Linked DNA regions of Mus musculus: all the other regions are linked to region 4. The links are chromatin loops, found by intact Hi-C in ENCODE. Cell type or tissue: heart. All regions are shown on one strand. Region 1 holds the start of Anapc5 (anaphase-promoting complex subunit 5). Region 2 overlaps Anapc5 (anaphase-promoting complex subunit 5). Region 3 overlaps Kdm2b (lysine (K)-specific demethylase 2B). Region 4 has its middle 13 kb from the start of Morn3.

Region 1 (8,000 bases), 240 kb after region 4:
AATTTTTGTTTTTTTTTTTCTAGACAGGATTTCTCTGTGTAGCCCTGGCTGTCCTGGAACTCACTCTGTACATCAGGCTGGCCTTGAATTTAGAGATCCACTTGCCTCTGCCTCCCAAGTGCTGGGATTAAAGGCGGTTGCCACCACCGCCTGGCTTACAATTATTATTTTTTAAAAAATATAATCTCTTCTCGGCCTTTTGGCTAAGATCAAGTGTAAAAAATATATTTATGGGGGCTGGAGAGACGACTCAGAGGTTAAGAGCACCGACTGCTCTTCCTAGAGGACATGAGTTCAATTCCCATTAACCACATGGTGGCTCACAACTATCCGTAATGAGATCTGATGCCCTCTTCTGGGGTGTCTGAAGAGTACTTACATATATAATACTTATAAAGACATGTCTTTAAAAAAATATATTTATTTTAGTCAGCTGGGGGTGCATGCCTTTAATCCCAGCAGTTGGGAGGCAGAGGCAGGAGGATTTTTGAGTTCGAGGCCAGCCTGGTCTACAAAGTGAGTTCCAGGACAGCCAGGGCTACACAGAGAAACCCTGTCTCCAAGCAAGCAAACACACAAAGTAAATAACTAAATAAATATTTGTGTTTATGAATGTGTTTGCTTGAATATTTGTCTATGAACCATGTGTTTGCCTGGTGCCATGGAGGCTAAAGGAAGGTGTCAGATCCCTTGGAACTGGTGTTACATGATTGTAAGCCACCGACCATATGGGTAACTGGGAGGCATCCAGTGCTCTTAACTGCCGAGCTATCTCTCCAACCCCAGTTGTTTCAATCACCGTGACCCTCCATTTAGGGCCTTTATTCCCAAAATCCCAGGCTTTAGGAGTGGAGGCAGGGGGACAGTGGATTTGATGAGTACCCCTTCCCTCACACACAGGGGGTACACAACCCTAGAAGATAGAAGGAATTCCAAATGAGTCTAGATAAAAGGTTGGCAATTTTTAGAAAGATTTTGATTGAGGCTTGTATATCATCTTTGGTGATTGTAAATGAAAGCCAATAGTGGAGAATCCTTGTGTCCAGTCTGTTTCTCTTAGTCTGGAAGCGTGTTCATGGCAACTGTTCTTATCTCGGCCATCCAAAGGTCTCCATCCCAAATGGTCACCTTGTTTGAACATCAGCTGAGTTAATGGTCCTGTTGCTTTGTGTGTGTCTGGCTTGTCTGTAAATGAGTGTGAGCGTCAGCCTGTCTGTCTGGGCAGTAAACTGCTAGCAGGGAGAGGCAGGGTCTGAGCGGATTCTCTCTGTGAGTCACTTAGCAGCACAGGTAATTAGGGCTCTAATGAATGTGCTGGCTGTGATCTTTAGAAAGGGGCTGAGTCCTTTTCATTATCTTCTTCATCCTCCCAGTGCCTCTCTGGCCTGAGGGGGAAGTTGACTTGCTTTTCTCTGCATACACTATGAGCCCTGGAAATGTAGGCCCAATAGGATAATTGAGATCTAGCTGCAGTGTGTATTGGATGTGAATGTTGGAAACGTTACATTTTCCCATTTCTTTAGCTACCAGGATACTATAGACAGATCGTTAGGAACAACTTGAACTATGATTCAGTTCTGGATGAAACTGGCATTTTGTGTGCTACTCAATGGGCTGACTTTCAAATAGATGAGAATCCCAGAGCTTCTTTTGGACCGTCACCGATTATTGTCTGGGTGCAGCAGGGAGCGCGTGATTTGGGAAGGGCCTGGAAATGGGATTCAGGGTTCCTAGTGCGCTCCACAAGTGCTCTCTCATAGAACCGCACCCCCAGCCTCTTTTAAAATACATTCTTATTATATCTGTCCGTCCGTCTGTCTGTCTACCTATCTGTGTATGTGTGTGCACATGCCACAACCCGGGTATGGAGGACAGAGGACAGCTTGAGGGGATCCTTTTTCCCCTTGCACCCTGTGAGTCCTGAGCCCGGAACTAATGTCGGCAGGGTTGATGTTTCCGGTCCTTTACCTGATGAGATGTCTGTTTGCACTCATGGGCAGTGCACAATGGAGGCCCCTTCCCCATGCCTCCATTTTTTTCAAATCGTTGTTTTGGCCCTGCCCTCCTCCCCCAAAGGATTTTAAGTGGGGCAAGGCAAGGTCGGTTTTATGGAGTAGAAAGATGATTTGTCTTCAGGTCCAGTGGCAACAAGCTGGAAAGTAGAAGCAAGAGGTCTCAAAAAAAAAAAAAAAAAGCTAGATGTGTGGCAGTACACACTGTGATGATCTTGGTGGTTGGGAGGTTGAGGCAGGAGAATAGCCATAAAATCAAAGCCAGAGTGGCCTAATGTTAGGTTTAGATTAACCAAGCTAAGTTGCAAGATCCTGTCTCAAAAAACTCAGCCCTCTCCACAGAAAAGTCTTCAATTTTTTTTTCAAAGAATTATTTGATATATATGAGTACACTATCGCTGTCTTCAGACACACCAGAAGAGGGCGTCAGATCCCATTCCAGATAGTTGTGAGCTATCACATGGTTGCTGGGACCACTGAGCGATCTCTCCAGCCCAGCCCCAGCAGGATTTTCACAAGTACTGTGATTGGGGTCTGCCCCTTCGGGAAGGTTTGGGTTTGACTAGCAGCAGGTAAACCAGTTCTCTGAGACCGCTCTGCTGGCTCTCCCATCTGTAACGGGAGCTGCAGATGTCACATTGAAGAGCAACTCTCTGATGACTCAGAGGAAAAGCTGGTGTGGTTGTGCTCCAGGTGTTCAGTGTTCTCAGATAATGTAAATCAGGCATCTGCCTGCCGTGCAAAATAACTTCAAAGCCTACTAGTTTTCAGTCCTTTCTTTCTTTCTTTCTTTCTTTCTTTCTTTCTTTCTTTCTTTTTAGGATTCATTTTTAAAAATTTTATGTACATGAGGTATTATTTTTGCTAGCATGTATACACACACACACACACACACACACACCCTGAGCAAGCCCAGTACCTGAGAGCAGAAGAGGGCTTTGGAGTCCCTGGAACTAGAGTTACAAATGTTTGTGAGCCACCTTGTGGATGGGGGGATTGAACCTGTGTCCTCTGCAAGAGCAGTAAGTGCTCTTTACTGTTAAGTCATCTCTCCAGACCTAATTTTTTTTAATCATTTGCATGTATGGTTGCTTATGTAGAGGTATGTGCATGTATGTGCAGTACCAGAGGAGACCAGGAGGAGTCAGAGCTCCCAGAGCTGGGTTAAAGATAATTGGAAAAGTTTGGCAATGGTAGAACACACCTTCAATCCCAGACCTTGGGAGGCAGAGGCAAAACGAGCTAGGTCTATAGAGCAAGTTCTAGGACAGCTAGAGCTACACAGAATGTCTTTACTGCTGTGAATAGACACCATGACCAAGGCAACTCTTATAAAAAGAACAACACTTAATTGGGGCTGCTTACAGGTTCAGAGGTCCAGTCCATTATCATCAAGGTGGGAGCATGGCAGCATCTACGGTGCACACAGTGCAGGAGGAGCTGGGAGTTCTACATCTTCATCTGAAGGCTGCTAGCAGAATACTGACTTCCAGGCAGCTAGGATGAGGGTCTTAAAGCCCACACCCACCCACAGTGCCACACCTACTCCAAAAAGGCCACACCTATTTGAACAGGGCCACACCTAATAGTTAATAGTGCCACTCCCTGGACGGAGCATATACACACAGGAAAACCTTATCTTTTTTTTTTTTTTTTTTTTTTTTTGAGACAGGGTTTCTCTGTATAGTCCTGGCTGTCCTGGAACTCACTTTGTAGATCAGGCTGGCCTTGAACTCAGAAATCCACCTGCCTCTGCCTCTTGAGTGCTGGGATTAAAGGCGTGCGGCACCACGCCTGGCTGGAAAACCTTATCTTGAAAAAAATAAAAAACAACTCAAACAACCCAACAAGCCCCCCCACCCCTACATAAATAGTTACGTGGTCTCTGATGTAGGTGCTGCGGCACAAACTCTGGTTCTCTGGAAAAGCAGCTTAGCCACTGAGTAATCTCTTAGGACAAATATCACTTATTAAACAAACAGGACTGACAGAAGAAAACAGGCCCAATTTGTGTTTGTATGCAGCAGAAGTTGAATAGTACATATCTTTTTTTGTTTCAAGAGCTATGAAAACGGGGGCTGGAGAGATTAAGAGCACTGACTACTCTTCTGAAGGTCCTGAGTTCAATTCTCAGCAACCACATGGTGGCTCACAACCATCCGTAATGAGATCTAACACCCTCTTCTGGTGTGTCTGAAGACAGCTACAATGTACTTACATATAACAATAAATAAATCTTGGGGCCAGAGTGAGCAGGGCCAGAGCAAGCAGAGGTCCTGAGCTCAATTCCCAGCAACCACATGATGGCTCACAACTATCTGTACAGCTACAGTGTACTCATATACATACATAAATAAATAAATCTTTTAAAAAACTTTAAAAAATAAAGAGCTATGAAAACTACTGAGAATGACTAATCACTGATAATATTTTTATTTTAAAATACTTATTTATTTTTATTTTATTTGTACGAGTACTTTGCCTGCATATATATCTCTGTACCACATGGCTGTCTGGTGCCCGCAGAAGCCAGAAGATACTGATGGACCATGTGGGTTCTGGGAACCAAACCCAATTTCTCTGCAAGAACAGCAAGTGCTCTAGTGCTCTTAACAACCGGGCTGTTTCTTCAGCCCTGATAATAATACTTTAAGCTCTAGAGAACTAAGTGTCTTGAGAAATACAGATAAGTAGAAGGGGCATTGTGAAAAGTCAGACTGAAAATACTGTAGACCGGGGGTTGGTTTTAAGAGCTTCATTTACCTGATGTTGGACTTTGTAGTGACTTAGGTGGGATACAGATATCCATTCACAAGAAGGTGGTCTTACCTTTTGTTTCACTATGGGTATCGCACTTGCAAACTGACACGTAGCTGCCTACAAATGGCATTTGTGAGATGTTGAAGAAAAACATGGGCTCTTGTCCTTACAAAAGGAGAATAAGGACAGGCATGGTGGCTCCCTACTGCTAGTAGGGAGGCAGAGGCAGGTTCTACAAAGGGCTGCATGGTGACACCTTGTATCAAAAAAATTTAATATGAGTGAAAAAAATGCTTTTTGTTTTTGTTTTTCTAGACAGGGTTTCTCTGTGTAGCCCTGGCTGTCCTGGAACTCACTCTGTAGACCAAGCTGGCCTTGAACTCAGAAAAGAAATCTGTCTGTCTCTGCCTCCCACGTTCTGGGATTAAAGTCGTGTGCCATCATTGCCTAGCGAAAAAAAAGTTTTTTGAGGCAGGGTCTTCTTAACTATGCAGACCTAGCTGGCCTGGAACTGGCTTTATAGACCAGGTTGGCCTCGAATTTATGGAGATGTGCTTGCCACTGCCTGTGCCTCCAGGTTGCTGGAGTAAGAGGCAGGGAGCTATCACATCTAGTATGCAAATATAATTTAAACATGCCAATTTAATCCCATTGCTTTTAAATACAATGATTTAAAAATGTCTTTTGGGCAGGGTAGATCATTCAAATCATCTCAGCTATTGTCGCGAGTTCAAGGCCAGTTTATGCTACTTAGTAAGTTTTTTTTTTTTTTTCTCCAAAAGGGGAGGAGCATCGCTTCAGCTGAAGGTCTTTGTTAAGAGAGCTTCCCTGGTATACACATATACAGGCGAGGTGTCTTGTTCAATTTCGTGTACCGCTAGAGGCAAAGATGCAATTAAATGGGGGCGAGAAGGAAGATCAAATTAAATAAATACACGCGTGGCCTGTAGTTCACGCTGTCTCTGATCAAAATCCCTGCGTCTTCCTCCCAGATCCCTGTCCACGTCGACTAGGAACCTGGTCGCCTTGGTTGAGCGTTTCTGTAGGGAACCGATTTGCCATAACACCATTTATGTCCCACCCCCTCCCCTACCCCCGCTCACTACAGGTTTGGCTGTTTTGATTGGCTGTCAGTCTTCCTTCTGGTCTTTGATTGGTCGAAGGCACCGCCGGGGTGGGAGAGGGACACTGAGGCCCCCGCTACTGTGGGAAACAGTCTTGGGCGGGTTAAGGTGCCGGGCGGCTGCAGCCATGGCGTAAAGGCGGCTCGTGGGCGCGGCGCGTGGCAGGCCTGGAGAGGGCCTGTCCTTGCCGGCGTCCACGAAGAGCCAGGACTTCAGCCCGATGATGACCAACGGGGTAGTGCACGCCAACTTGTTTGGCATCAAGGACTGGGTGACGCCCTATAAGATCGCCGTCCTGGTGCTGCTCAACGAGATGGGCCGCACGGGCGAGGGCGCCGTCAGCCTCGTGGAGCGGCGGAAGCTCAACCAGCTGCTCCTGCCCCTGCTGCAGGTGAGGGGCGCCCGCTCTTTCCCGCCCATTACCGCACGCGCGCGCGCGCTTCGCGTGGGCCCCGCCCTGAGCTGGAGGGCAGGGAAGGTCCAGCCCCGGGGGAGGGGCCCTGGGGGCGGGGCTTCATCTTGTCACTGAAAAAGAACACTAGCAACTGCATGATATTTCATCCTAAGCTAACCGGCATGGTTTAACTCTTTTCCTATAAATGATAAGTTTTGAGGGTTTTTTTTTTTGTTTTTGTTTTAACATATAGGTTCTTTTAGTTTGGTTTGTTTGTCTTTTTTTGTTTGTTTTTGGGTTTTTTTTGGTTTTTCGAGACAGGGTTTCTCTGTCCTGGAACTCACTTTGTAGTGGTTTGTTTTTCTTTTTTTCTAACTTGTTTATTTATTATATGTAAGTACACTGTAGTTGTCTTCAGACACCCCAGAAGAGGGGGTCAGATTTCATTACAGATGGTTGTGAGTCACCATGTGGTTGCTGGGATTTGAACTCAGGACCTTCAGAAGAGCAGTCAGTGCTCTTAACCGCTGAGCCATCTCACCAACCCGTGGTTTGTTTTTCAAGACAGGGTTTCTTTGTGTTGCCCTGGATGTCTTGGAACTCGCTCTGTAGACCAGGGTGGCCTCCAACTCAAGAGATCCCCCTGCCTTTGTCTCCTGAGTGCTGAGATTAGAGCTGTATACCCAGCCATACAGGCAATCTTAAAATAGTATATGTCAAATACAATTTCCCAAGAAGTCGAGTTGGGTTACCTACATCTAGAGTGGTGTAAACACTGACTTTCTAAAAATGGCCCCAGTGAGTAATTTTAAACCTTGTCTAGAGAAGGCTCTGCTTCTGGGTTAGCCTTCCTTCCCCAGTTCAGAAAACGATGAAATGTGTTTATACTCAGGAGAACTAGAGCACCCACCTTTGTATAGTGCTTCCCGGTGTGCAAAGCCTTTCACAGTCTCCCACTTAACTTTTCCACAGACAAAGGAGATAGTGATTATTAAGTCCATTTAACTGATGGAGACGGGCTCAGCGTTGCCTGTTAAGAGTAACAAAGGAAAGAGAGCCTTATCCTATAAATCCTGTTCATTTTTCTTTCTCCTTTTTTTTTTAATAGATTATTCCATTGACTAAAACCAATCTACAAATGTGAAGTATGTCTTCGTATTTTGCATAGTCAGGAAAATCCTGATTCCATGTGTCTCGTTTGGAATGATTGATAAATGACTCTTTTCAGTCGTTTCTCAGTCCGAAGCTCTTTGCCCGTTATCTCTAACCTTATTTTCTCCTTTACACAGGGCCCAGATATTACACTGTCAAAGCTGTACAAGCTAATTGAAGAATCGTGTCCTCAGCTGGCAAATTCAGTGCAGATCAGGTGAACTTTCTCTCTGCAAAGGGCTGGGTGAAGATTACCAAGGAGTGGGGAGCAGTTAAGTCTAAGATGATAGGGGCGTGGCTCTGTTGGTAACGTGCTTGCCTCTTGTGCACAAGGCCTGGGTTCCATGCCCAGCACTTTAAACTAGACATAGTGGTCCACAGCTGTAACCCATGCCTTTGGGGGCTAGAGGCAGGAAGAACAGAAGTTCAAAGTCCTCCTGGGCTACAAAGCAGTTCGGAAGTTAGCTGGGATACATGGGGGAACCAAAGTTATGATTATTAGAGGGGTTGTTCTAAGAGCTTTTATTTAGATGTTTTTTTAATGGATTGCATTAGAAG
Region 2 (8,000 bases), 250 kb after region 4:
TGTGCCACCATTGCCCAGCGATATAGAATTTTCAAGAGAGTCACTGTGGTAAAGAAATGGGGCAGAAGCCATGTTTGGTAAAATGTATAATTCCAACACCGGGCACGGACTAGGAAATGATCAAGGAGGCAGTAGGATTATGAGTTCCTGGTCTGCCTTGGCTAGGCAGTGAATCCCAGGATAGCCAGGGCTATGTAGCAAGAGCCCGTCTTAATGAAACTGAGACTGCGATACAGGCTACAGAGTGCCAGGAGTGCAGGAGCTGTGGTAGAGGGCTGTATGTGGCACAGTGTTGTCAAGATTGATCCATGGTGTATAGGATGCCTGCAGAGGCCAGAAGAAGGCTATCATGTAGCTGCCATGTAGGTGCTGGGAATCAAACCCGGGCCTTCTGCAAGAGCAACACATGCTCTAAACACTGATCAGTCTCTCCAGCCTGAGAACTTCCTTTTTAACAAGGCTGAATAGCATATTGCATGTACATGCCACATGTTGTTTATCTACTGTTTGTCAGTAGATAATTGATTGTTTTCATGTGACCTACAGATGTGGGTTTGAACCCCTGCTTTCATTGCCTCCTTTGTTTTAAATAGCTTCTTAATATGAAGTCTAGGCCGCCCTTGAACTTTCCGTCTTTCCGTCTTTCTGTCTCAGCCTTATGAGTAGTGGAAGTATAGGGGTGTATTACCATAATTTGCCTTGAACTTTTTTTTTTTTTTTTTTTTTTTTTTCCAGACAGGGTTTCTCTTTATAGCTCTGGCTGTCCTGGAGCTCACTTTGTAGACCAGGCTGGCCTCGAACTCAGAAATCCACCTGCCTCTGCCTCCCGAGTGCTGGGATTAAAGGCGTGCACCACCACGCCCAGCTGCCTTGAACTTTTAGAGAACATGATTTGTAAAGTTACCCTTCTTACTACTGTGTAGTCTTTACTATTATTTTATTTTATTTTTATGTTTTCATTTTCCAGAGAAGAGGAAGTATCTTGCAGTGGTCCTCTGTCCCAAAAACAAGCGGAATTTTTTCTCTCTCAGCAGGTATGTTAATTATCTAGCTTATTAGGGGCTTTGTTACATGTAATAAGTCCTATGATGTGCTGTACTGTCATGTCTGTGTAAGTTTACTTACAAGACTCTGCTGCCTGCTGCTCTTTCCTCTTCACTGGTATGGCTGTGGGTCCTTGCCTGCATGTCATTTTATTCTTTTAAGGCAGATGCATTCCAGAGTGGAGTGTGCCCAGCAGCCCATCCCCCAGCAGTCCAGATTTGCTTCTTTCTTTTTGCAGTTATGCACTTACTTATTTCTTAGTTAAAACCACTTTGGCTCCCAACTGGTTATGCTTCCAGCCACCCGCTGGAGCCCTCTGGGTTCGTGATGAGACACACACACACATAAGCTAACTTTGATATGCCTTGACTAGCTCAATGCCTGGGCATTTCTAAACATCCCCATGGCTAACAAACACCCCGCCTCTGGTATTCCTGTGTTAATATCTTTTAAAATCTATAGTTCATTTCTGTTACCTCAGACCCAACCTGGAAGTTGCCTCCAGGGTCACTTTCCTGGATCCTTACATGTTGTTGGGCCTTTAAGTTTCTTTTTTTTCCCCTTCCCTATCATAGCAATTCCCCCCCCCCCCTTCTCTCTCCCAGTCCCTCGCACAATATAAAAGTCCCACCTCCATCTTTCTGGCTAGCCATTGGCTGTATGGCAATTCTTTGTTATCAATCAAACCCAGCTAGGGTCTGGGACCCTCTGCTCTGGAAGCGCAGCTTTTTGGGATCCAAAATTAGAGAAAGCATTAGAACCAATCCTCAAGTTATGTCCCCAATGAACTTTGCCCCCATGTGTATGTCTGTGGTGAGTCTCCATGCAAGCACCTGCATGTAGAGGCCCTGGTGTGATGTCGGGTGTCTCCCTCATATTGCTCTCCACTTTAGTCGTTGAGGCAGCCTCTCTCAGTTGAATCTAGAGCATGACTAGTCTAGCTAGCCAGCTTGCTCTGGGGTCCCTCGTTGCCTTTCTAGTTCTGTAATTACAGTGGGCTGTACACCCACCATCTTGTCCTTTTGATGGTTTCAAACATACATGTAAAGAGGAGTGCAGGTGCAGACAAGGTGGCTCAGTGTGTAAAGGTACCTGTTGCTAAGCATGGTGACCTGAGTCAGTCCTGGGTCTCGCATGGTGGGACAAGAGAACCAGCCTCCCACAAGCTGACACATACCCTACCATGTACTTTATGTTTGTTTGGGATTGGATTTCATTTTGTAGCCCAGGCTGGCCTCAGACTTTCAGCAGTCCTCTTGTTTTGCCCTTCAAGACTTTGGATTATAAGCTTGAACCACCACATCCAGTGAAAGTGTTGTACAGTGTTGCCCATAGTAACTCTCAGGATTTCACAGTTATGTTGTACTCTGTAAAATAGTCAGCATGCTCTTTCCAGCTATGAGATTTTATCTGTTGGGGCAGGGCTGCTGTTTCACTGTGTAGCCTAAACACAAGAGTTTTCTTATCTTGTCTTCCTTTGTGCTGATTTGCCGGTGTGCCTACATTTTCTTTTTAATTAAAAAATTAATTATGTGTGCATTTGTGTTTGTGTGTGGTTATGTGCATGAGTGCAGTGCCCTTAGAGGCCAGAAGCAAGCATTGGATCCCCTGGAGCTAGGGTGACAGACAAGTGGTTGTTGGGAGCTGCCTGCCGTGGGTGTTGGGCACCAAAGTGTGGTCTGCAAGAACAGCTGTCGTTCTTAACCACTTAACCATCTCCCCAACCAGTCATTTTATTTTAATGTATTTCAGGTTATAGATCCTGGTATGTGTTGTTCCAGATATACTGTGTTACATCTTTAAGCCATAAGTTTTTATTATTGTAATAACATAAAACTATTTTTCCCTATGGTATTTTAATATAAAATAGAACTTAAATTTTTTGTTTCATTTTTCTTCATTTTGTACGTAATTTTCTTCTTTCAAAAAGAAGATGTAATATTTGAATTTTAGCTGGATGTGGTAATGTCTGCCTTCAATCTCACCACTGGAGAGGCAGAAGCAGGCAGTTCCAGGTTAGCCAGAGCTGTATATGAAACCTTGTCTCAAAACTAAATTAACCTAGTCTAAATGAATTGCCCCTCCGTGACTTTCAGTCAAACAAGAGAGTCCACATGCAGATTTCCTTAGATGCAGAGCCCAGGTTTCATAACTTACTACTGGCTGTATTAGCTATGTGTGGGGAAGTGTCTGCCATCCTGCTTCTCCTCACACCCTGCTGCCCTGCAGCTGAGTTCAAGAGTTAAGAGTCTATGGGTTACTCTATAATTAGGCTAGAAGGCACTCGCATTACATTTTAACTGCCTCTGGGTTGGGGAGCCTTTATGAACACAAAGGAAGAAGTCATGCAGGAGATACCTGGCTTTTCAGCAGGAAGTTTGTGTGTCATCATCACATTCTCTAACTTAATTACAAGGCAAACGACAACATGGGGGAAGTGTTCGCAGTAAATGTGAGTGAGAGTTAACAGTTGCTTTAGAAATTATTTCAAAGACTGTTTGATGATGAGACTAAGTTTGTCGGCTGTTATTATGTGGAAAGAAGAAAGGGCTGGGCTGGAAAGACTGCTTGGTGGTTAGGAGTAAAGGCAACAACAATTATTAGTGGCTCAGAACTATTCCTCCAGCTCCTGGGTGTCCAGTGCCCTCTTCTGGCCTCTGTGGGCACTGCACATGTGTGTACAGACAGACCTGTAAGCAAGATACCCATATACATAGGAAAAATAAATAAGGCTTTTTTTTTTTTTTTTTTTTTTTTTTTTGGTTTTTCGAGACAGGGTTTCTCGTTATAGCCCTGGCTGTCCTGGAACTCACTTTGTAGACCAGGCTGGCCTCGAACTCAGAAATCCGCCTGCCTCTGCCTCCCGAGTGCTGGGATCAAAGGTGTGCACCACCATGCCCGGCCTTAAATAAGTTTTTTTAAAGAAAAGAAAAAAATAAGGTTATTATTAATATTGTATGTGTGTGAATGTCTTGCCTTCATGTATGTGAACTACATGCATGCAGTGCCTATAAAGGCCAGAAGAGGGTGGCAGATACTCCGGAACTCAAATTTATGGATATTTCTGAGCTGACTTATTAGTGTTGCAAATTGAACCCGGTTCCTAGAAAAGCTGTCAATGCTCTTAACCTCTGAACACCATTCCTGCTACCCCCTAGCCTTTTAACACCCCCAATTCCCCAAGATAGGGTCTTACTGTATAGGTCTGTCAGGCCTGGAACATTCTTTAGACCAAGCTGGCCTCAAACTGACAGGAATTCCTCTGCAGCCTGAGTGCTGTGATTACAGGTATGTGCTGCCATGCTCCTTTTAGTGTTGCTGTTTTGTTTTGTTTTTTTGTTGTTGATTTTTCGAGACAGGGTTTCTCTGATTAACAGACTGGAGCTCACTCTGTAGACCAGTATACATTGGACGCTGCCTCCCAGCTGCTGGGATTAAATGTATTTACCACCATTGCCCGGGTTCTTTTTTATTATTATTTTTATTTATGAACATTGGTGTTTTGCCTGCATGTCTGTCTGTCAGTTGTGAGCTGCCTTGTGGGCACTGGGAATTGAAACATGGTCCTCTGGAAGAGCAGTCAGTGCTCTTAACCACTGGGCCATCTCTCCAGCCCTCTTCTTACTCATTTTTTAAAGACACAGTCTCAATATGTAACCCAGGAACTCTTTTTGTTTGTTTGTTTGTTTGTTTTTCGAGGCAGGGTTTCTCTGCGTAGCCCTGGCTGTCTGGAACTCACTCTGTAGACCAGGCTGGACCCAGGAACTCTTGATCCTCCTGGAAGTGCCTCCCAAGTGCTAAGATTACATTAGGCCTTTATGCCCAACTTCATCCCTGTAATCACATGCATATACAGAAAAACAACTAGGATGAAATGCCTTACTACCTAACACCACTTACTATTATACTAGGTCTAGTGGCACTGTTATCTCAGGGCATAGGAGGACTAGGCAGGAGGATTGAAAGACTGGGGCCAGTTCCTTTCAAGAAAAAAAAATATTCATAATATTCTTTCTCTTTTTTTCTTTTTTAAAAAAGATTTATTTATTTTATGTATATAAGTTCTTTTTTTCTTTTTTTGGTTTTTTGAGACAGGGTTTCTCTGTGTAGCCCCGGCTGTCCTGGAACTCACTTTGTAGACCAGGCTAGCCTCGAACTCAGAAATCCACCTGCCTCTGCCTCCCAAGTGCCGGGATTAAAGGTGTGCATCACCTGCAGCTGTCTTCAGACACACCAGAAGAGGGAATCGAATGGGTTACAGATGGTTGTGAGCCACTTTGTGGTTGCTGGAATTGAACTCAGGACCTCTGGAAGAGCAGTCAGTTGCTCTTAACTGCTGGGTCATTTTTCCAGCCCCTCATAATCTTTTTTTTTTTGTTGTTGTTAGTTTGTTTGTTTGTTTGTTTGTTTGTTTTCTTTGAGACAGGGTTTCTCTGTATAGTCCTGGCTGTCCTGGAACTCACTTTGTAGACCAGGCTGGTCTCAAACTCAGAAGTTCTCCTGCCTCTGCCTCCCAAGTGCTGGGATTAAAGGCGTGAGCCACCACGCCCGGTATTTTTGGTACTTTTTTATAATGAAAAAAAATTAATGGAATTTTTCTGGGTTACATACTAAGACTGTCTTTTAAAAAAAATGAGTTAGCGGGGTTGGAGAGATGGCTCAGTGGTTAAGAGCACTGGCTGCTCTTCCAAAGGTCCTGAGTTCAACACTCAACAGTCACATGGTGGTACACAACCATTAATACCAGGGTCTGATGCTCTCTTCTTGCATGCAAGTATACATACAGATAGCACACTCATACATAAAATAAATAAAAATCTTTAAAAAAAATGAGTTAAGATGGAAGGTGGAAAGAAAAAAATGGAATCTCTGAGTTTGAGGCCAGCTTGGTCTATATATAGGGGTCAGCCAGGGGACATAGAGAAACCATCTCAAAAAATCAAATGAAAGAAAGGCCAAGCGCAGGTGGTGCACACCTTCATTCCCATCACTCAGGAGGCAGAGGCAGGCGGATTTCTGACTTCGAGGCCAGCCTGGTCTACAGAGTGAGTTCCAGGACAGCCAGGGCTACACAGAGAAACCTTGTTTTGTCTCAGAAAGTCAGAGAGAGACACAAACAGTGAGCAAGCAGAAGAATTGGAAACTCCTGCTCCTTTCCTATGATCACAACATTCTTGATGTCAAGACAGGAAGATCATGAGTTAGAGGTTAGCCTGGGCTGCATAGCATGTTTCCCAAAATAAGAAAAAGTACTTATAGGAAAAGTTGTCTATATAAAAATTGGACTGGTGTGTGTGTGTGTGTGTGTGTGTGTGTGTGTGTGTGCCTGGAGAGATGGTTCAGTGTTTAAGAGCACTGGCTGCTCTTCCAGAGGTCCTGAGTTCAATTCCCAGCAACCACATGGTGGCTTGCAACCAACTGTATTGAGATCCGATGCCCTCTTCTGATGTATTTGAAGACAGCGAAAGTGTGCTCATACACATTAAATAAGTAAATAAATAAAATAGAAGAAAAAGGCTTAAAAAAGAGAATGAATTGTCTATAATTAGTTAAGCATAAAGATTTAATTTGGCTGGGTATGTTTATACACGCCTTTCATCCTGCCACTTGGCAGGCAGATGAGGTAGATCTCTTAGCTTGAGACCAGCATGGTTTATGTAGTAAGTTCCAGGCTAGCCAGGGAAGGCTACATAGCAAAGCTATCTTTAAAAAAAAAATCAATATAAAGGGGGCTGGAGCGATGGCTCAGCAGTTAAGAGCACTCGGTGCTCTTCTAAAGGTCCTGAGTTCAGTTCCCATCAACCATCTGTAATGGGATCTTATGCCCTCTTCTGGTGTGTCTGAAGACAGCTATAATGTATTCATATACATAAATAAAATTTAAAAACCATATATATGTGTGTGTATGTATGTATGTACTATTCATAATCTTATTTCTTTTGTATATAAATATTACATATAATATATAAAACACTCATTAATTCAATGTTCCTAATACCGCAGCTTGGGAGGGCATATATATGTGCAGAAGCAGATCTCAGAGTTTGAGGCCAGCCAGAGAAACCCTGAAACCCTGTCTCAACCTCTCCCTCACCCCAAAACACCACAAAAAACTATAGCCAGTTTTTTACATTATATATTATTCAGTTTTGTATCACCCCAAGAAAATAGGCAACATGGACTACTGTGAACTAAAAAAGGGTTTGTTGTGACTCACAGATTTTAATATTTAAGTCCAAAATTGCATGGCCTCATTGAGTTGGGCCTCATTGAGTTGGGCCTCTGAGAGTCACACATCATAGTAGGAATTCATGTTCAAACAAGTGGTCCCTTCTTCAGCTATGCAGCATGTGGGTGGGAAGTGCAGGTCTGAGGGGTACCTTGGAGGGTATAGCCCAGCAACATCATTCCTACCACTTGTCCTACTTTTTTATAGACCCTTTGAGGATTTCCCAGTGACTTTAAACTTTTTTTTCCCCATAAGGGCCCTTCATGATCTGAGTGGTGACTATGAGTCTCTTCTCATCTTGAGTTCATCTAGTTTTGTTGGTTTTGATAATTGTGTGCGTGCATGTGTATTTAAGGTCCTACCTCTTAAACGTCCCCAGCACTTCTCATTGCTGCCAATTTAGGAACCAACCTGGTCTCTTAGGGAGACATTGAACATCCAAACCATAGCAACAAGTACTGTGTAATTGTTGATTCTATCCATGTGAACTAGCAATGTGCAGGACAGGACAGGAGATGAACACATTATGAGTCTGGAGAGTTCACAGTGTTGAGTGTTCAAGTGACAGTTCACGTATAGTCTATCAGGTGCTGTAGGAAGGGAGAGTGCAGAGGACTCACAGGGAGCATGGGTGGCCTTTGAGACCTTGCTGAGCCTCAGTGATAGACAGTGAAGTATAAATTATAAACTGGGGCCTGCCGGGGTTTGCTGGGTCTGGAAGGAGCTT
Region 3 (8,000 bases), 91 kb after region 4:
CCTCTTCTTGCCTTTCGTCTCTTGATTGCTGGAATTGTGAACTTGTACATCGTGCTTGGGTTAGACCTTCCAAAGCTTTGTTTAAAATTGTAGACTTTGGGTCTGGGAAGATGGTTTAGTGGGTAAAGGCAATTATTGCCAAGCCTAATGACCTGAGTTCAATCCCCAGGACCCACTTGGCATAGACACATGTGTGCACGCGCGCGCGCGCACGCGCACACACACAGACAGAGGCAGGTACAAACACACATACGAGTGTACACACACATATTAAACACGATAAGAATTTTTTAATACAGACTTTTATTTGTTTGTTAATTATTTTATTATCTGACATGCTGGGGATTGAACCCGAGATCATTTGATACCATGCATAGGATTCACTGCCAGCAGCATCTTTTCCAGTTTTAAAAGGTTCTTTAGCCTTGTCCTGGTCCCACTTCCACAGTTTGTAAATGAGCACCGAGGACTGGCGCTCTGCCCGTCGAGTTGCTCAGATGGTCTATGGCCATCTGCTTCGGATTCGGGCTTTGATTTCAGCGCTTAGAAGACAAGGCTTTTGTTCCATTCCAGAGGAAAAGTGACTCGGGTGTGGGTGTAGACAATGTTTGGTTCTAGCTCTATTAAATTTGAGCACAGGACAGAAGTTAAGATAAGGACAAGTAGTGTGGGGAGTCCCAACTGTCCAGGACAGAAATGCAGGCCAGGGAGGGCACGAAGGCAGGAGCATTAAGAATTGTGATCCCAAGAAAAATTGGGATTTCGGATTCTTTCCCCAGTATCTTTTCTTCACCCATCTCACAGATTTGCTATGAAGTTAAATCCCTAATGGTTGTCAAATTCAAGGGAAACTACACACACTCTCCTAATGTTTCTTCCCACTATGAATTACTGTCCTGTAGGGGTTGCCCCTTAAATAATAAACACAAGTGTTTAGGTAGCGATAAAAGCACTGTAAACGGAATATAAGAGTCCACAGTGCTTTTACTGTATCAATGCTCCTGAACATCACTGCGAACATCACTGCCTAGCAACGGCACGCTGTAGGGTACCAGCCCTTCAGCTTCGTGATCACAGGGCTGAGTGGGAGCCTGGGCTGGCTGTTGCTGCCTTCCAGAAGTATCAGATTGCCTGGGAACAGATCAAAACTTAGAATACAAAGTATGTTTTTTTTTTTTTTTTAATGTGTTTTTCTTTTGCACTGCCATCAAGTAAAAAAAAGTCTTAAGTCTAGTCACTGTCAAGTTTCAGACTATCTTTAATAGCCATAGCCTTATCTACCACTGACAGAGGGATGCTATTATGTGTGTAGGGCCTCTCCTATCTTTTCTTTTTCCTGGTTTTAGGAACTGAACCCAGTGCCTTAAACTTGCTGGGAAAGTCGTCTACCCCTGACCTGTATACCTCTCCTCATGTCTGTTTTATAGATGCCAAAACCCAGGCTCAGGTCTGGCTGTATCTAGGTGCCAAGAATGTTAGTGAGTGTATGCAAACCCTAGTGCAACCATGTGAGAAAACACCCGAGGCTTCAGAGTAGTTTGTTCCTGACCAAGCAGCCAACAAGTAAAAGGCCCAAGACTGTGCTCGAACCTTCCTGAACACAGAGGGTTTTTGTTTCAATTTTTACCCTTTAAGCCCAGGATAGCCTTGAATTTGTGGTGGTCCTCCTGCCCCGGTTTCTGAAGTGCAGAGATTGCTCTCCTATGGTCTGTTTTTATAACCTCTGCACAAGTGTTGTTGCTGGCTCCCAGCCGTCATCTAGAAAACTTCCTTGTTGCTTTCTCTGATTTCCTTGACTGGTTGCATTTAGATTGGGTTTGTCTGTCTGGTTTGTGTCTTTTCTTTTTAACCTTTTAAATTTTATATGTTTGTGTGTATGCGTTTGGATATATGGAGGTCAGAGCAAAATTCTCTCTCTTATGTGGTGGATTCATTCCAAGGATCAAACTCGGATTGTCTGGTTTGACGGGAAATGCCTTTATCCATTGAGCTGCCTGGCCTGCCTTGGAATTATGTCTTTGGCATGGTGTCCAGAAAGGCAAGGATCTTGAGGCAGGGGGACAGTCCTGGAGAACATTTGCAGAGGTTTCAGGATGAGTGCACAGAAGATTTTGGATTTACCTTACTTTACAGATGACTAGATCTACGGAGACCTGTCCCGAGTCACACAGTATTGCCCTGGACTCATTTCCTACACTCTTCAGTTTGGAGCAGGGTCTTTCTGGGAGCCCCACTATTGGGCTTTTACCAAGTGCTTTTGATAATTCTATCAGGGCAAGAGGGTGGTCCTAGTATTCCCATTTTACAGATAGATGAGAAACCTGAGGCCCAAAGAGGTTTACCTGAGGCCTCACTTGGTGGAAACTGGAGCAGAGGAGGGTATGAACCCCTACTTAATGTCTCATTTGATAAATGTTACTCACGTGAGCTGCATGAGTGGGTACGTTGGAAGCAGCATAAAAACCAGCTCTGAAGCCTCCTGGTGATTAATAGTATGTCGGAGCTGTCATGTGGAACATATCTGCGTTGCTTCTAAAGGGTAGTGCTCATGAGAGTTTGGGGTCAGTTCCTATATGTGCTTCCTGTTAGCTTCAGTGTGACTTTGAGCAGCCTCCTTCTGGCTATGAGCTCAGGGCTCTTGGTACTGACTGAGGAGCCTTCATTCAGACCAGGGGCCACAGGGCTATGGATTGATTTCTGCAGCTGCAGTCGGTTGGGTTTGTCTGCCATGTGTGAGCCCAGCTAGCCCATGAGGCCCAGAGAGATGGGAGAGAGCAGAGGAATGGGGCCACTTATGAACTTCAGGCTTTGTTCTGGGTTAAAAAATTCCCCTGTAGCCCTTTGACTTGGGAACCTAAGGTCAGGTTTATAACATAGATGTACCTTGCTTGGGTTCCAGGGGCAGCCTGTCCTTGTCACCTGGTTCTAACTGTGACTCAGTTGCCTTTTCTGTCTCTTTGGACACTGTCCTTTCTGATGCTAAGACCCTTCCTCAGAGACTCAGCTCTTTTGCACTTGTGTCAGCCTGGGAAAAGGAAAAAAAAAAAATTATTATTTTTTGAGACAGGATCTCACTGTGTAGCACCTGATGGCCTCAAACTCTTTATCCTCTCGAGTGCTGGGGTTACAGGTGTGCAGCCAGCCAGCTCCGGCTGACTGACAGGTTGCCCTGTCCCCAGTGGCCCCTCAAGCCTCTCTTTATCCCTCCAATCCAACTTACCCCAGTCACACTGATGGGAAATGAGCTGAGTAATGGCGTATGTGGTATGTAGTGATGCAGTATGCCAGCCCTGAGAGAGGTCCTGCATGCGCGACCCCACTCAGTGGTTTTCCAAGGGAAATCCCAGGAATGTAGTCCTAATGCTGAGTCTGTCCTTCCTTGGCCCACTCAACCCCAGGCTGCTTGCTTTTTATCTATAGATCTGACTCGTGTACTCTTTGAAGAAGTAAAGTTAAGTCTATGTCTTTCCCTGGCAGGAGCTGGACCCAGGAATAGGGTTTGTGGTGCCTATGGGACCATAACCTTAACTAGGGCTCTTGGCATTGTCCCAGGTGTCCAGAGGCATCCAAGGTGCATTCTGGGGTGTGCCTTATATAGCTGTCTTGGAACTCCCTATATAGAGCAGGCTGGCTTCAAACTCAGAGATCTACCTGTCTCTGGCTCCCAAACATTGGGATTAATATTGTCCCATCCTCTGTGTAGTTTAGAGTAAGAAAGATTTTAATAATTTTTAGAGTATTGCATATAGCATATTTTCTTTGTTTGTTTGGTTTTTTTTATTGACATACGGTTTCTCTATGTAGCCCTGACTGCCTCTTCCTTCCAAGTGCTTGGATATAATGGCATATAATACCACACCCAGTTTTTGTCTTTGAGGCTGGGTCTCTCTTTGTAGCCCTGTATTTTATTTTATATTTTTGTTTGTTTGTTTATTTCATGCATATGACTGTCTTGCCTACATGGATGTTTGAGCTCCTTAACACATGTAGAGTCTAAGATTGGCCTGTACAGCTGAAGTGCAGCAGCCTCTGGGGCTCTGATGCTGATACTGTGTACCCCTCCTCTTAGGGAGAAACCCATCAGCTGGATCCTGAACAAAGCTAAGGTACAGGGCTGGACATAATAGGAAGCTGAAGAGGATTTGTGGATGCTTAGTAACAGGTTCTCTGCCCTGTGGAACTCTTAGGGAACTTGAGGGAGGCTGACCTGTTCCAGCCTCTTTGACTCGCATTGTGTCAAATGTGGCCTGAATCTTCAGCAAAGACCAGGGATGCCCCCTGGTGGATATGCACCTTCCCAGTGCAGGCACAAAGCGGCTTTCTCTTGGGTCCGCTTCCTGTCATCTTGAGGGCTGCACCTAGCTGCAGGAAACTGGAATCACTGGCGTCAAGGGTCATCTTTTCACCCTTAGCATGTGATAAAAATAGGCAGTGGCAGAGGTGGCATTTAGAGCCTGAGCCCAGGTGTAGCCTTGAATTAGCTTCAAATTCCAGCTCTGTGTACTGACTGCGCATGCTCGGGCAAGTTAGTTGTCCAAGTGTCCGGTCTCTTATGCGTCCAACAGTAATTGGATTTCCGACTCATAGAGCAGAGATGATGGGCGTGCCCGTGGAGGGGACAGGCCTTTGCTGAGGTGCTTGGCTTTGGCTGTAATTGGGAGAAAGAGCGCGTTCCTGGGAATGGAGTCAGCACACCACGCGTGGCCGTGCTTTGCTCGTTTGTAAAGCAGTCAGTCCTTCTTTTCATGGCTGTGAGTACCAGACCCCGAATCCAAGAGATATAAGAACTCTTGAGTTCTTCTGTGTGTTTGAGGAGTTCATTTTTTCTAACTCGGTTTCTTCTATGTGAGAGATCCCCCCTCCCTTTCACCATTATTGGGCCATTGGCCTGTTACAGGGCAGTTCTGCGCCCACCCAGGCACAGCTTGGCACGTTGAAAGTGATGAGCTGTTAACTTGAGTGGCACTCGGGTCCATCCAGAGCCCTGTTGGTGCAGGGGTCAGCAGACTTTACTCGGAAAGAACCGGAGAGCAAACATTTGATGCTTTGAGAGCGGGATTTGCTCTCGGTTGCAGATGCTCAGCTCTGCCACCATAGCTTGTGTGCGATTCAGAACCGCTGCCTGCTGCTTGGTGCCGAGCATGCTTCTGTGTGAATGTGGGAACTCAAGTTTCAATCGTGTTCACAATTGAGAGATGCTCTTTTATGTCTACCTCTGTATTTGGGAATGTAAATAGCGCTCCTCCAGGGATGGCGCTTATGGGCACTCAGAATGCTCAGTCGTTCAACATACGATCATTGCATGGTTTCCTGCAACACAAACGTCAAACAAAACGAGGGTGTCCCAAACCCCTGTAAAAGGATTGTTTACGTTTATACCCAGAACGTCAGGAAAACGCTGAAATCTGCAAGTGGTGCGCATGTGAAGGTAGGCTTTGAGCAGTTTGTGCTTTGAGACCTGAAGTCCCTATGAAGTTGTCCAAGCCAAAATACATGTGTGCTAGATGTGTCTGTGACAGGATCAAGTGTGCTTTCATTATTGCGGAACAGAAAATCCATCTGAAAGTGTTGAAGGCACACACAGCAACAGAAAGCAAGAGAAATATGAAGCTTTTATTCCACCCCAGAGACAGGGTTTCTCTGTGTAGCCCTGGCTGTCCTGGAACTCACTCTGTAGACCAGGCTGGCCTCGAACTCAGATCTGTCTCCCTCTGCCTCCTGAGTGCTGGGTGTAGCTGGCAATATGAAACTTTTTAATTAAAATAATAAAAAAATCAAGTCTTAGCCAAAAGGCAGAGACAGGTGAGTCTCTGTGAATTCAAAAGCAGTCAGAGCCACATGATGAGACCCTGGCTAAGAGAAGAGAAGAGAGGAGAGGAGGGGGAGGGAAGAGGGGAGGGAAGAGGGGAGGGGGAGGGAAGAGGGGAGGGAAGAGGGGAGGGAAGAGGAGGGGAGGGGAGGAGAGGGAGAGGGAGAGGGAGAGGGAGAGGGGAAAGTCAAAGGTTAATAATTAAAGAGCTGGGTATGGTTATGCACACCAGCATTTGATTTTTTCAAGACAGGGTCTCACTGTGTGGCTCTGGATGGCCTCGAACTCACTGAGATTTACCTGCCTCTGTGCTGGGATTAAAGATGTGTGCAACCACACCTGGCCTCATCATTTTGAGGCCAGCCTGGTCTTCATAGTAAGTTCTGGGGCTAGATAGGGATCTCTCTCTCTCTCTTTCTCTTTCTTTCTCTCTTTTTCTTTCTCTCTCTCTCAAGACGATCCTCTTCTTAAAAAGGAATAAACAAAGTCCAGAAAGCTGCAGAAGCAGGCATGGTGGGGTGCCTGTGTCACCCCAGGATCTAGGAGAGTAACGCAGGAAGTCTTGAGTTCAAGATCATGATCATTCTGGTCTATAAAGCAAGACCTATCTTTTAAAAAGGAAATGAGGGGCTGGTGAGATGGCTCAGTGGTTAAGAGCACTGACTGCTCTTCCGAAGGTCCTGAGTTCAAATCCCAGCAACCATATGATGGTTCACAAACATTCGTAATGAGATCTGATGCCCCCTCCTGGTGTGTCCGAAGACAGCTTCAGTGTACTTAAATGAAAATAATAAACAAGCCGGGCGTGGTGGCACACACCTTTAATCCCAGCACTTAGGAGACAGAGGCAGGTGATTTCTGAGTTGGAGGCTAGCCTGGTCTACAACACCCCAGGACAGCCAGGGCTACACAGAGAAACCCTGTCTTGAAAACAACCACAAAAACCAAAAAAAACCAAAGAAAGGAAAAAAATTGGTTTCTGGCTGTGACCTCAGCATTTGGGAGATGGAGACAGGAAGATGGAGTTCTCCTGAGTTACATTGTTGAGTTTACACTGAGCTACAGGAGATACTGCCTCAAAAAACCACAAACAACCCAACAGACAAGTAGGCAGTGTGCTAGGTGAGCCATTGGCTCAGAGGCTCTTCTGGGCTAACCTAGCTGAGTGAGGCTGTAACCTTTAGGGTTATGATGAATACATTGGTTTAACTCTGGTTTTTGTAGAGTATGTCAAAGTCTCCATCTACTGCGTATTTGCCACGGAGATAATGAGGAACTCGGGTCTTTTCAGACCAGATGGCGGGTTCATGTTCATCGCGAGTGTAGCACGCAGAAGATGCCAGCTTCCTTAATAAGTCACCAAGAACTTGGCAGTCTCCATCGTGTCTGTTTTCTCCCCCCTTGAAGGCTCTGTCACTTCCTCCTCCCTGGCAGACGTTCTAGAGACACACATTTTCCCATTTCACAGAGGAGTAAAGAAAGACCAAAGGTTTGCTTTTGGCAGGGGAATCCAAGACACACCGGGAGGCCTTCTGTCCCAGTCCAGAGCGGGCTCCTTTTTTCTCTGGGGTGTTGTGAGAGGCGCAGAGTCCATTGCTGAGGCGGAAGGCTGGACTTTGCTGAGCAGGGCGCACTTGCTCTTTTCTGTTGGGCCGACATTCACAGGTGGCTTGGCGTTCCACCTCATATTTGATACTTGTTCATTCCGTAGCTGTTGTGTGTGTGTGTGTGTGTGTGTGTGTGTGTGTGTGTGTGTGTACACACCAGGCCCCTTTGTCCAGATTCGTGTTATGGAATAGTGAGAGCAAGACAGCAAGGTGTCGTGTGTAGTTTTAAATGTTCGTTTTCCGCCTTAGTCTGAGAGCTGGGACCTCGTTATCAGCCCCTCCCAGCTCCCTTTTGTCCCACCTTGCTTAGCTCTGGGATCACCTGTCCAGTATGTACTGAGGCTGCATCACCCCCAGGTGACCCTGAGTCATGTGACTTCCTCACACTCCAGAGCAGAAGTGTTGGCAGGATTGGGATTGAAGTTCAAAGAAACCAAGCTAATGCTGCCTCTCCAGGCTAGGGAGTGATCTCGAGCAGCCCTAACCAGGATTTCTTTTGAATCTGCAGATAAAAACCACACACTTAGCTTGTCACTTTATAGCTTGTCTTCCGTGGCACAATTGTTGGGCATAGATACCTCCCA
Region 4 (8,000 bases):
TTTATTTATTGTAGGTAAGTACACTGTAGCTGTCTTCAGACACTCCAGAAGAGGGCATCTGACCTCATTACAGATGGTTGTGAGCCACCATGTGGTTGCTGGGATTTGAACTCAGGCCCTCTGGAAGAGCAGTCAGTGGTCTTAACCACTGAGCCATCGCTCCAGCCCCCACTCTTTTTTTTTTTTAATTTATTTATTTTTATTATATGTAAGTACACTGTAGTTGTCTTCAGACACTCCAGAAGAGGGAGTCAGATCTCATTACGGATGGTTGTGAGCCACCATGTTGTGGTTGCTGGGATCCAAACTTCAGACCTTCAGAAGAGCAGTTGGGTGCTCTTACCCACCGAGCCATCTCACCAGCCCCCAGCCCCCACTCTTGAATTTATTTTTTGAGACAGGATTTCTAACTGAACTGGAGCTTGCAGACACAATTAGCCTGGCTGGCCACCAAGCCCCAGGATTCCTCCTAGCGCCACCTGTCTACACCAAGATTACCAAGTGTGCCACCACACCTGACTTTAAAAAAAAAAAAAACTACTTATTTTACTTTTACTTATGTGGACATGTCTGTGTAAGTGTGTGTGCTGGTACCTTATACCCTTGGAGCCAATGAGGATAGCAAAGGTTTGGTACCCAAACCCTGTGTTAAAAAAACAAAACAACAACAACAACAAGACAAAAATCTATGTAGCCCTGACTGTCCTGAAACTCACTTTGTAGACCAGGCTGGCCTTAACTTATCTGCCTGCCCCTACCTCCCAAGTGCTGGGATTAAAGGTGTGCACTGCTATACCCAGCAATAAATACAAATTTTAAAAATTTAATATGGCTATTTAATTTGTAAATCCCTACATTTATTCCTGCATTTAACAAATACATTCTGGCTGGGCTTTTAATCCCAGCACTCAGGAGCCAGAGGCAGGAGGATCTCTGTGAGTTAAGGACATGCTGAGACCCCATCTAAAACAAAACAAGGGCTGGAGAGATGGCTCAGCGTTTAAGAGCACTCACTGGTCTTCTGAAGGTCCTGAGTTCAAATCCCAGCAACCACATGGTGGCTCACAACCATCTCTAATGAGATCTGATGCCCTCTTCTGGGGCGTCTGAAGACAGCTACAGTAAAACAAAACAAAACAATCACAAACACATTCTGAGTTCAGCATCAACAGCCATTTGGGAAAAACAAACCAAACTGCAATGAGATGCAAGTTCATAACCACAAGCAAAGTGAAAGGCAGGACCAACCTGTGAAAGACTGAGGAGAGCTGGAAACGTGGCCCTGGGGTTCTTCCTAAAGGACCCAAGTTCAATTCCCAGCACCCACACAGGAACTCACAACAGGCACCAGGCATGCATGGAGTGCACAGGTAAAACACTCATACATATAAAAGAATACATTTTAAGGCACATAAAAATGAAAAATCTTACATGTCGCTAACACAATGGGGAACATAGCACAGCCACTTTGGAAAACAATTTGACAAGTTTATTGGGCACATACATTCCACTTTTAGCTGTAGGTATGCTACTAAGAAAAAAGAACACATATCCCTATGAAAACTAGTGTGTGTTATAAAAGCATCTTTCGTTCGTTGTTTTTGAAGGCAGGGTATCCTGGCTGTCCTGGAACTTGCTCTGTAGACAATGCTAACCTTGAACTCAGAGATCCTCCCACCTCTGACTCCTGAGTGCTGAGACTGAAAGCATGAGCCACCACTGCCTGGCAAGAGCATCTCTCTCTCTCTCTCCTTTTAAAAAAGATTTATCTATTTATTTTATGTATGTATATGAGTATATATGAGTACATTTTAACTGTCTTTAGACATAGCAAAGAGGGCTTCAGATCCTATTACAGATGGTTGTGATCCACCATGTGGTTGCTGGGATTTGAACTCAGGACCTCTGGAAGAGCAGTCAGTGCTCTTAACCTCTGAGCCATCTCTCTAGCCTCCCAAAAGCATCATTTGTTTGTTTGTTTGTTTGTTTGTTTGTTTGTTTGTTGAGACAGGGTTTCTCTCTGTAGCCCTGGCTGTCCTGGCACTCACTTTGTAGACCAGGCTGGCCTCGAACTCAGAAATCTGCCTGCCTCTGCCTCCCGAGTGCTGGGATTAAAGGCATGCGCAACCATGCCTGGCTCCCCAAAAGCATCTTTTATGATAACCAGAAAGAGGAAATAGCTACTGGATGCAGAGATGGCTCAGTATTTCAAAGCACTTGCTGCTCATGAAATGACATGAGTTCAGTTCCCCAAACCCGGGCTGGTGAGATGGCTCAGTGGGTAAGAGCACCCAACTGCTCTTCCAAAGGTCCAGAGTTCAAATCCCAGCAACCACATGGTGGCTCACAACCATCCGTAATGAGATCTGACGCCCTCTTCTGGAGTGTTTGAAGACAGCTACAGTGTACTTACATATAATGAGTAAATAAATCTTAAAAAAAAAAAAAAAAAAAAAAAAAAAAAGAGTTCAATTCCCCAAACCCAAGTCCGAAGGTTAACGGCTGCCTATAACTGCAGCTCTAGGGGATCCAACACTCTCTTCTGGCTTCTCAGTCATTAAATGGAATGATTTGATATATGTACGCCCCACTGGAAAATCTTGACAGTGTTACAGTGTGTGAGGATCAGGCTGTGTGTAAGTGCCCCTACCCCACTAAGCCATCCGGATCTCCCTACACAGCCCAACCATTTTCCTCAGGAGACTTTCTAAAGTTTATTTTGATTTATGTGACAAGAGACTGTACCTTATGTGAGCGTGTTGGATTCCCTGGAGCTGAAGTCCCAGGAAGTTGTGAACACCCTCATTTGGGGTTTGGAAACAAACCTTGGGTCCACTGCAAATGCAGTTATGTGCTGCGTCATCTCTCCAGTCCGCCTGCCAGGATCTTGCTGGGATCTCAGGCATGCACCACCACACCAGGCTTTCATTTTCCGTTTGCATTGCACGGGACAGCAGAACTCTTCCACAGCTGACATTCTCCATGCCAATCCCTACCCCCACCCCCACCCCAGCCAGATCAGTGACACAGTAGGTTAGTTTCATTAAGGATTTAAAGAAAGTGCTACAGTGTCCCTTTCACCTGGTTCCTAATTGGAGACAGGCTTCTCTCCAGTCTCCAACCCTTTGAAACTAACCTGTCTTTCATGGCAATTCACACTCCCTAGAGGATCCCAGCCTCCTGCTCTAATTACCTTCCAAAAACACCGTTACATTTGGGCTAGCAGTTTTTAAAAACATCCAAGTGTATTTTCCTGAAAGCTGCCGGGTGGACTAATTTGCACTAGAGTGGAGAAGGACCACTTGCCAGACGAAAAGCACTTGGAAGTCTTGAGGGAACACAGGCCTCTTAGCTCCGGCCCCTGTGTTTGACAACAGGGCAAACACCATCACCAGTACATTTCCCACACACCTTCCTGTGAACAGCCGCTAGCTGTTTACAATACATTCCACGCACGCGCTCCTTTGCTTAATCCCTGTAGCTGGCCCGCCAGGTCGGAGTGATATCTGTGTATTTTTAGCACGATGAAAGTAACTGGCAAAGCATAGCAGCTGTCCAGTGGCTGCTCAGGTCAGCTGCACTGCAATGTTGTGGCATGTACACAAGTTTATTTTCTTTTTCTCTCCTTCTCCCTGGCCCCCCCCCTCCCCCCCCCGCCTCCGGGTTGTAGATCATTTCTCTTTAACACACTTTTGCTAGCAACCTGAAATACAATCTTCCTGCACGGGAAATTCTATTTCTCTTGCTTGTTTTTGAGACAGGCTCTTGTAGATGCCAGTGGAGACCAGAAGAGGGCACTAGATCCCTTGAAACAGGAGTTACAGGTAGCTGTAAATGGCCGGAGGTGGATGCTAGGACCTAAACCCAGGACCTCTGCAAGACAGTCCTATACCTGCTGAGCCATCTCTCCAGCCTTTCATTTAGTTATCTTATATTAAGATCTGAATCTTTGTGTCCCCCCAACATTTTACAACCCTAGATCCTTCAAGGTTGTAGTAGTATAATGTAGGCAGCCTTTGGGAGATTAAAAAACAATATCTACTTCATAATTTGTCAGGGTCCAGGGCAAAATATAAGTGAGCAAGTCCATGAAACCAGTCTGTCCCACGTATTCTACTACAAAGTGGATTTTTTGGATACATTTAAGAGCTTCCTTTTCAATTATTTTTCTGTGCTATTCTTGAAGTTTATTCTCTTGGCCTAACACTCTTATAAACCCCTCTTCCTCAAGGCATATATAACTGAGGGAGACGGGACCTGAGCAACTTCTTCAGGGAGTCCAAGAATCCCTACCCTTCCAGCGTTTTAGAACAGTGATTAGGAGTCATACCTCTCATCAGCCTCAAGAGATTCTGGCCCAAGAATGTACCATTTCAAGACTTTCTTGGGGAGTTGGGGTGGAGAGGAGGCTCAGCGGGTAAGAGGAGATCCGCCACCAGGCCCAAGGCTCTGAGTTCAAACACTGAGACTTGCATGTTGGAAAGAGAGAGCTCTGTAGACTTGTGTACTGAATGTCACGCTCATACCACTACATGGGTGCAACTTACACATGCACACAGACACGGATGAATAAATCGTAAACCCGTAAATAATCTTCCTTAGAGAGTTTTACTAACTTCTCCCTTTTGAAGTAGGCGATTTTGGTCTAACAGTCGCTTCCTGCCTCATTCCCTACCACCCCTCAATGTTCAGGAACACACATGGTCTCTCACCCTCCACTTTGGTCCTAATCTCCTCTTCTGGCATCTAGACTTCCTCTCCCCAAGTCCAGCACGACTGTATTGACTGGACAGTCTCTGAAGTGCACAGACGTCACCCAGCAGATGTCAAGGTGCTCCCACAGCTACCTCCAAGACTGCCTCTACATCTGAACCACGTGACCTTCCCACAAGAACCCTTTAAGAACTGGGGCTGAACTACAGGCTTCTTGGTGTCCCCAGCCATCAGAACAGTCTTCATATATTGAACACTATCCGCTTTCCATACTTGTTTATGGAAACAAATGAACCAACCACCTTCAGGACACAAAAGCCACACATAATTCTATGCAGACTTCTTTGCTAGCCTTTATGCAATAAATCTGCCTAACAGACAAGAACCACTTACTAATAATTCTTGGTAATCTCTCCGAACACTCGGAGGCATCCGAAGTGAGTTCTGCTTTGAGCCCTGGCCTCTCAGCTCCCTGTGTAGCTGAGGATCTTGAACTCCCGAGTGATTCTCCTCCCTCTGAGCCCGAGCTACCGTGCATGATTCCTAAAATGCTTCGTGATGTTTCAAGCATTCTTAAAAAAAAAGGCTAAGAAATGATTAGGGATAAATCCAAAACTAAACTTTTCCGCCTGAGAATCCTGGCGTTCGGGAAGCTGAAGGAAGAAGATTGGGGTTCGAGGCCTGCCTGGACTGATACATTGTACTAGTCCCAGAAACACAAAATTGAAAGAAAAAACAGTTCCTTCACGTAGACATGGGTAATTATGTAAGAATCTTTAAATTAGAAAAATAATTTCTGTGTCCACAGTCCAGTCTTCACGTGACTAGGAAGGGCGGCACTGGAGGAGTCACGAACCCTAGCCGCACACTCAGGCTCGCCCTCCGTCGGTTCCGCGTGGAAGCGCGATTCCCACCCCCATCTCCCACTCACTTCCGCGAAGAGTACCCAGAGCGCAGGCGCAACCTCGGGCCCGCCTTTCAGAGACCTCCCAGACGCGTGTTGGTGATTGCGCATGTGCAGAGGGGCTAGGACGGGTAATTCCGCGGGAGCAGGTAGGTCTCGAGAACTCCCGCGACTGGCTCCTCCCACCTAAAAAAAAATTAAGCCGGCGGGGCTCCTTCGCCGTGCGCACGCGCACTGCGTGCAGGAAGATCGCGTGTGTGAAGCGAGCCTAACGCATGCGCATTTAAAGCCCCCCGAAATTCATGACGTCAGCCACACCATCCTGTTTGTAGCCCCGTTCCCCACAATCCCGCTTTTAAAGAGCTAGAATCTAGTTCTGATTGTGGTTTTGACTTATAATTTTATTTTATTGTTATTTAAAAATTCACTATGATTCTTGGTAGAAATGTAAGTTCGCATAGTGTGGTTGGCTAAATACAACAAAATGTTTTGTTTAATATTTTTGTGTATGACTGTTTTGGGGGTGTGTTCCTTGTGCCAGGGGAATCCAGAAGAGGGAGTCAGAGCACCTGGAACTGGAGTAACAGACGGTTGTTGCCTGCCATGTGGGTGCTGGGAACAGAACCCAGGTTGTCTGGAAGAGCAGCCAATGCTCTAACCACTGAGCTGTAGATATAAGGGTCGATTCTTCCTCCCGGTCCCGTGTTCCCAGAAATAAGACTCAGACTCAAAACAGATTTCCAAATACCTTGGCCATAGAGCTAGGCTCTTCTCTGACTAGAATCATAACTTATGATAACCCACTAATTTTAATCTATATTCTGCCCCATGGCTGGTTACCTGTGCTCAGGTTCCATGCATCCTCCCAGGTGGACCTCGTGCCTGGCTCTATCCCAGAATTCTTTCTCTCTCCCAGATGTCCTACCTCCTATTTCCTGCCTAAGCCATAAGCCATCAGATTTAACTATTGACAGGTGCCACAACCATACAGTAACAGCTCTCTCCACTGAGCGGTCTCCTCAGCTTTTGGGTGGTGGTTGTTGTCGTTGTTGTTGCTTGCTTGCTTGCTTTCTTTCTTTCTTTCTTTCTTTCTTTCTTTCTTTCTTTTTTCTTTTTTCTTTTTTTTTTTGTCTTTTGAGGTAGGGTTTCCCCTGAAGGCCAGGGTGTCCTTGAATTTATACTTCTGCCTTGTTTTCCCAAGTGCTAAACTTACCACCATGCTTGGTGTAAAATGCTTTTTTAAATTGAGTACTTAGGGGGCTGGAGAGATGGCCCAGTGGTTAAGAGCACTGACTGCTCTTCCAGAGGTCCTGAGTTCAAATCCCAGCAACCACAAGGTGGCTCACAACCATCTGTAATGGGATCCAATGCCCTCTTCTGGGATATGTCTGAAGCCAGCTGTAGTGTACTCATCTAAATAAAAATAAATACATCTTTAAAATTAAGTAATACTTAAAATTAAGTATTTAGGGCTGGAAAGATGGCCCAGTGGTTAATAGTACTAGCTGCTCTTCCCAGAAACCTTCAGTCTGACTCCCAGTACTCACACATGGTAAAATCACAAGGATCAGTACTCCTGCAAATCTGATGCCCTCTCCTTGCCTCCAGTAGCACCACGCATGCATAGGTGCATAGACATGCCACCCATACACAATAATAGTAATAACTATTATTATTATCATTAATGTATTTATTAATACACAATAATAGTAATAACTATTATTATTATCATTAATGTATTTATTAAAGTCCTATTGAGTATACTAGGTCAGGATTAACATCTCCTGTGTGCTTTAATACATTTTTCTTTATTCAAGTCTGTACTGGGCTGACAAAATGGCTCAGCAGGTAAAGGTGAATGCCTTCATGATGAGGCCGATCCCTGTAACCCACAGAAAAGGAGAGAAGAGACTCTCACAAACTGTCCTCTGACCTCCATGTGTATATGAGTGTGTGCACACAGTAAAATAAAAATTTTAAAACATGTAGCAGCTGGGTATGGTGCTACATGCCTTAAATCCCAGTACTCAGGAGAGAGAAGCAGGTAGAGTTCTGTGGGTTAGAGGCCAGCCTGATCTACGTAGTGAGTTTCAGGGCAGCCAGAACTACATAGAAGACCCTGTCTCGAAAAAAAGAAAGAAAGAAAGAGAGAGAGAGAGAGAGAGAGAGAGAGAGAGAGAGAGAGAGAAAGAAAGAAAGGTATAACACTTATATTCATAATTGTGGTTTAAAACTCAATTTTAAAATATGTGTATTTTTGGGCTGGTGAGATGGCTCAGTGGGTAAGAGCACCCGACTGCTCTTCCGAAGGTCAGGAGTTCAAATCCCAGCAACCACATGGTGGCTCACAACCATCCATAACGAGATCTGAAGCCCTCTTCTG

What was found. Hi-C counts contacts between places; a loop is a spot of excess contacts. Peaks named below come from ENCODE experiments on the same cell type or tissue, not always from the same donor. Only the 100,000 strongest peaks of a DNase experiment are listed, where the experiment ranks them.
Region 1: a loop joins it to region 4, with 2.2 times the contacts of the local background. A loop is called at or near these places in 3 of 42 quality-filtered maps.
Region 2: a loop joins it to region 4, with 2.5 times the contacts of the local background. A loop is called at or near these places in 3 of 42 quality-filtered maps.
Region 3: a loop joins it to region 4, with 7 times the contacts of the local background. A loop is called at or near these places in 29 of 42 quality-filtered maps.

Annotation. Positions count from the first base shown.
Region 1 is chr5:122,819,267-122,827,266 of GRCm38, reverse strand. Anapc5 (anaphase-promoting complex subunit 5) reads left to right here and starts at 5,925. Exons shown (of 17, transcript NM_021505.3): 1 at 5,925-6,287; 2 at 7,580-7,659. The coding sequence starts at 6,117. In heart, a CTCF peak has its summit at 3,157; a DNase peak (open chromatin) is centred at 5,916; H3K4me3 peaks cover 2,405 bases; H3K27ac peaks cover 1,373 bases.
Region 2 is chr5:122,807,583-122,815,582 of GRCm38, reverse strand. It overlaps Anapc5 (anaphase-promoting complex subunit 5), which reads left to right. Exons shown (of 17, transcript NM_021505.3): 5 at 968-1,034. Among named protein-coding and RNA genes, the nearest start is that of Anapc5, 9.8 kb to the left of the region's middle. In heart, a CTCF peak has its summit at 3,721 (motif pointing left); a DNase peak (open chromatin) is centred at 3,702.
Region 3 is chr5:122,964,817-122,972,816 of GRCm38, reverse strand. All of the region lies in intron 4 of Kdm2b (lysine (K)-specific demethylase 2B), which reads left to right. Among named protein-coding and RNA genes, the nearest start is that of Kdm2b, 20 kb to the left of the region's middle. In heart, a CTCF peak has its summit at 4,300 (motif pointing left); DNase peaks (open chromatin) are centred at 4,296 and 7,176.
Region 4 is chr5:123,055,778-123,063,777 of GRCm38, reverse strand. No RefSeq gene overlaps it. Among named protein-coding and RNA genes, the nearest start is that of Morn3, 13 kb to the right of the region's middle. In heart, CTCF peaks have their summits at 3,785 (motif pointing right) and 5,593; DNase peaks (open chromatin) are centred at 2,887, 3,457, 4,785 and 5,757; H3K4me3 peaks cover 2,333 bases; H3K27ac peaks cover 3,780 bases.